2 separate regions of the Homo sapiens genome follow, and region 2 is linked to region 1. Evidence: chromatin loops called from intact Hi-C (ENCODE). Cell type or tissue: gastrocnemius medialis. All regions are shown on one strand. Region 1 overlaps OTOG (otogelin). Region 2 overlaps SERGEF (secretion regulating guanine nucleotide exchange factor).

What was found. Hi-C counts contacts between places; a loop is a spot of excess contacts. Peaks named below come from ENCODE experiments on the same cell type or tissue, not always from the same donor. Only the 100,000 strongest peaks of a DNase experiment are listed, where the experiment ranks them.
Region 2: a loop joins it to region 1, with 2.9 times the contacts of the local background. A loop is called at or near these places in 2 of 110 quality-filtered maps.

What each region holds. Positions count from the first base shown.
Region 1 is chr11:17,597,874-17,600,373 of GRCh38, reverse strand. It overlaps OTOG (otogelin), which reads right to left. Exons shown (of 56, transcript NM_001292063.2): 31 at 677-703. Among named protein-coding and RNA genes, the nearest start is that of OTOG, 52 kb to the right of the region's middle. In gastrocnemius medialis, a CTCF peak has its summit at 1,248 (motif pointing left); a DNase peak (open chromatin) is centred at 1,233.
Region 2 is chr11:17,863,625-17,866,124 of GRCh38, reverse strand. All of the region lies in intron 10 of SERGEF (secretion regulating guanine nucleotide exchange factor), which reads left to right. It overlaps LOC124902642 (a long non-coding RNA gene), which reads left to right. Exons shown (of 2, transcript XR_007062610.1): 2 at 2,343-2,500. Among named protein-coding and RNA genes, the nearest start is that of KCNC1, 130 kb to the right of the region's middle. In gastrocnemius medialis, a CTCF peak has its summit at 1,511; no DNase peak of the experiment used is centred here.

The sequences.
Region 1 (2,500 bases):
ACTCTACCAAGGTCTGACCCTGGCCCAACTGGATGAAGTTCGGTGCTAAAAACTACTCCTGGGCAGCCCTTCTCTACCCCACCCACCCAATCCCAGTGATTAAATTGATGAATTGGCTCTAAACTGGACATTAACCTCCCCTGGGTCTTTGGTTATGACCTGTGTTTTCACCCTCGTTAATCTAAATGTCAGAGCATCTCCCGGAACCCTGCAACCTTGGCTGAGTTTGAAGATGAATGTGGCAGGCCACATGTTTTGTTCCACCCATAGTCAGAAAGGGCAGTTTGTGTCTGCTTTTGCCAAAAGCTAATCTTCGGGGAACCCAAGGTGATGTTCTGTGGGCCTGATGAGCTAGATTATGAAGGCGGAGGAGCTGGCACATAAGTGAGAATGGGGTTTTTCCTTCCTGGTGGGGCTGCCCTGCCGAGCACAGTCCCCGGGAGCTGGCCTGCCTGGGCCCCGGACAGGGGCTGCAGGAACTGCTGAGGATAGAGGTGCAGGACACCCCTGGGCCCTTCACTGTCAGGGCTCTCTCTGCATGATGGGGGCCCTCCCATTCCGGGTCACGGCTCTTCCAGGGCCAGCAGCGCCTCGGGATGGCTGATGCTGTGTGGCGTCAGGACAGGGCTGGCAGTGCCTGAGCCCCTGAGACTCTGCGTGGGGAGGAGGGGCTTACCTTTGTTAAAGAAGTCACAGTCATACGCTGAAAGAGAGAGAACAGGAACTTCCTGAGAGCCAGCCCAGAGCCTGGAACAGACAGACAGAGCCAAGGCTCCCAGCATCCCAGCCTCCCTTCTTCCCCAAGTGCTGGGCCTGGCCTGCCTCCCACATGTCAAGATTTGGGAATGGTCATGGATGCAGATGTCTTAAGTGGAGGAAAGAGAATGGCTCCTCTCTGGGCCGACAGCACGAGGCTCAAAGACTGGCACACAGTAGGCACCTCAGCGATGTGTCAAGTAAATGAACAAACGAATGAATGTTGAAAAGAAGCAGGTGTATTTTGTGTGGCGCCAAAGAGCAGGATTAGAACCAAGGAGTGGGAGTTTTAATCAGAAATGTTGCGGAAGGCCCCCAGAGGAATGCAAGCACAAGATGGAGGCTGGTCTTCCAAGAGCCTTCGGTGGGAAGGGGACCGGGAGCCCCCAGCATCCCCGGCTTCTTCAAGCCCCTTGCACTGCAGAGGCGCTTCCACCAGCCGAGCTGTGAGAAGCTCCCGCAAGCGTGAGCTCAGCTTGCCCTCTAGTGGTCATCCCCAGCACCACACCCTGTTCCCCTAGCCCCTCAGCTGCAGATTCTCAGTCCACTGAGGTGTGCCTGGGACCTTGCAGGAGACCCCTAAAGCCAGCAGCAAAGCCATGAGGAGCCAGGCGGATAGACCTGGGATAAAGCTTAGGAGCAGCATGCTTCACACATAGGCACGGTCTGAAGAGAGCCACCGACTCACTGCACACCCCAGACCACAAGGTCAATGCATCTGGGGTCACCCTCCAGAAAGAACACTAGGAGTCAGGAGACAGGCCCGCCATGTGGCTAGGGGCACGTGCCTGCCTCTCCCTCCATCTGCAGACTCAGAAGGCTGAACCAGAAAATTAGAAAATCTCCAAGTTTCTGGTTTCCAGGGTATACCCAGTCAAGGGGTGGTAGCCGAGAAGAGTCATTAAAAAGCCAGCTCTCTAGAGTCAGACCTGAGTTCAAATCCCACCTCCCTCACTCATCAGCTGTGCATACTGGACCAAATTACTTAACGTCAGTGAAATTTAGTGCCCTCCTCTAAGGTGGGACCGCTACGTACATCTGCCCCATAGACCTGCCAGGGCCTGGACCAGGGTAAGGCAAAGTGCTCATCTTGGATGTGAAATTTAAGGGGCTACCAAAAATCTCAGTAATCAAGATAAATACTATCTTAATGCAATATTTTTAAAACATCAAAATTAATGCAAAAATATCCATGATAAATAAAATATTACAATTTAAAAATAAAGACAAGATCATTAACAGTCTCCCACTGAGCCAGAGTAGAGACTGAGACAAAAGGAAACATTAATACTATTGATCCTTTGATAGTTTGTTCATCACAGTATTTTTACAGCAATTTTTATTTTACAGAAATATTATATTGAAACATTATTTCTCTTGATTACTGCATTTTTGGTGCCCCCTGAAACTTTGTACCCCAGGTAAGCACCTCAATCACCTCCCCCTAGTCTTGCATATTAAATGAAGTAATGCACATAGGCACAAGGCCTGGCACACAGTGGACCCTCAGCAAGTGTCCTTCTGCTCCACCTTCTTCCTTTGGCGTCTTGCCTGCAGGCCTCAGGGCTCTGGACATGTCAGTACCGGGTGTCCATGAAAAAATGACAACAACCCCCACATTAGCACAGGGCACTGTGCCAAGTGCTGTACATGCAATGCCTTGTTTAAACCTCACAGTACCCTACAAGGTAGAAGCAGTTATCTTCACCCTTCTATTACAGACGAAGAGACTCAGAGTGTGAGG
Region 2 (2,500 bases), 270 kb before region 1:
GAGCTGTTTGCCAGACAGGGAGACAGCAGCTAAAGGCAGAGCAACAGTTTTTTAGTTCTATTGGTTACCAGTGCTCTGTCCCAGGTCTTGCCTTTCTCAGGCAAAATATGGTACAAAAGATTAAAGATGATACATCTGTATACGGCATTTACTATGAATGGAGCTTTCAGGACTGGAAGTTGTTCTGGGTGAGTCAGTGAGTGAGTGATGAGTGAATATGAAGGCCCAGGACATTATTATATACTACTGTAGCCTTTATAAACACTATACACTTAGGCTGTAAATACTGTGCACTTAGGCTACACTGAATTACACACAAAAAATCTCTTTCTTCAAACGTAAATTAACCATAGCTTACTATAACATGTTGCTTTATGAACTTTAAAAAACTTTTTTACTCTTGTAATAACACAGCTTAAAACACATTGTACACAGTACAAAAATATTTTTTAATATATTTTATAAGCTATTTTCTATTTCTTAAATTATTATTATTATTATTTTGCTTTTTAAACTTTTTTGTTTAAAACACAAACACACACATTAGCTCAGGCCTGTACGGGGTCAGAATTATCAATATCACTGTCTTTCACCTCCACATCTTGTCTCACTGGAAGGTCTTCAGAGGCATGTATGGAGCCATCATCTCCAATGGTAACAATGCCTTCTTCTGTAATATCTCCTGAAGGACCTGCCTTTTAGGAGGTATTTTTACAGTTAACTTAAAAAAAAGATAAGTAGAAGGAATACACTCCAAAATAACAATAAAAAGTATAGTATAGTAAATACACAAACCAGTAACATAGTCATTTATTTATCAAGTATTATTACATACTGTACATAATTGTATGTGGTAGACTTTTATATGACTAGAAGCACAGTAGGTTTGTTTACACCAGCATCATCACAAACATGTGAGTAATGTGTTGTGTTACAACATTATCACAGCTACTATGGCAGTAGGCAATAGGAATTTTTTCAGCTCCCTTATAATCTTATGGGACTACCATTGTATATATGGTCCAGTTGTTGACCGAAACTTGGTGATGTTTTGGTCAACAAAATAGCATGACTATATTTTTATGGTTTTATTTTTGGCATCTAAATCTTCGATCCATATGGAATTTATCCTGGTATAAGTCAGGTGTGCATTCAGCCTCACAATTTTTTAAATGGCTGATCAGTTATCTCAAAACTGTTTATTGAATTCTTTGGCTGCCTTCCTGGGTCCTGTTGCTACGAGAGCAGTCCTAAGGCATTACCCAAAATTGCACAGCTGGTCAGTAGCAGAGCTGGGACTAGCACTCAAGTTTAGCTTGTGCTATTCAGAAGGAGATGGTGCCTGGTTCTCAAGGGGCTTTCTCAAGTGGTTGCCTGAGCTGTTTGCCAGACAGGGAGACAGCAGCTAAAGGCAGAGCAACAGTTTTTTAGCTCTCTTGGTTACCAGTGCTCTGTCCCAGATCTTGCCTTTCTCAGCCCTGGAACTGATATATTCGTTGCCACTACCACACCTGGCCGCTTGGGGCACCATATTTTCCTCTCCAACAGGCCAGAAACATGATAAACCTTTTACATTTAAGAAAGATGTTTCACAATAAATACAGAGTGTTTTTTTTACAGAATCTTGCTTATTGCTCAAGTCACATTTCTGTTAAGTCATACATTTTCAAGGCATAGCTTCAAATCCCAAGATGTAACTTTTTACCTCTCAATCAAGGTGGATTTTTCACTGTTCCTAAAGAAGCGACATTTATATCACTCCACAGGAGTCATTCTATATGACACCACAGGTGAGGGTGCCAGGCTGTTGAGGAGGCTCCCATACTTGCTAAATTACTCTTTCATGCTGGCCATTTTAGGCACAAGGTTGACCACCTGTTTAGCACAATGCTCTGGTCCTTTTTAGGGTTGCTTACAGTAGTAGAAACTGCATTTGTGACCCACTGCACTTGTTTACAGTTACTCAAGAGGCTTGAGGCCTTGCGAAAGTAAATCTAATGTGAACTCAAAGAGGAAAATACAAAAAATTAGAGCAAGTTAGAGACAGCCTTCCACTGTGCACCATAACTAGAGTTATGGTGATAACTCTCTGTGTTATCCTAGGCAGTTACTCTCCTTCTCTGGGCCTCTAGAATCCCCATCTGGGAAATGTGGGAGCTGGACTAGACAATTTCTAAAGTCTTCTGCAACTCTCAAAGTCTGTCTTCATGTCCACAAACTGTGTTTAACATCTTCATAGACTCAGACCATCTATACTTGCCATGCATGCAATAGGTGCTTCATGTGTTTGTTAAATACTCAATGAACATTATATGCAATATTTTCTCATTCTCTCCTTTCAGCTTACTAGTGTCTGATGATGTGCCATGTAGTGTTATGGATGCTGTGGAGGAATACAACATTCATGGAATTCACATTCATGGAACTCACATTTAGTGGGAAAGAGAGCTATGGGAATTAAATTTGGCCATACTTTGGACTTAAATACTGAATGAATGAA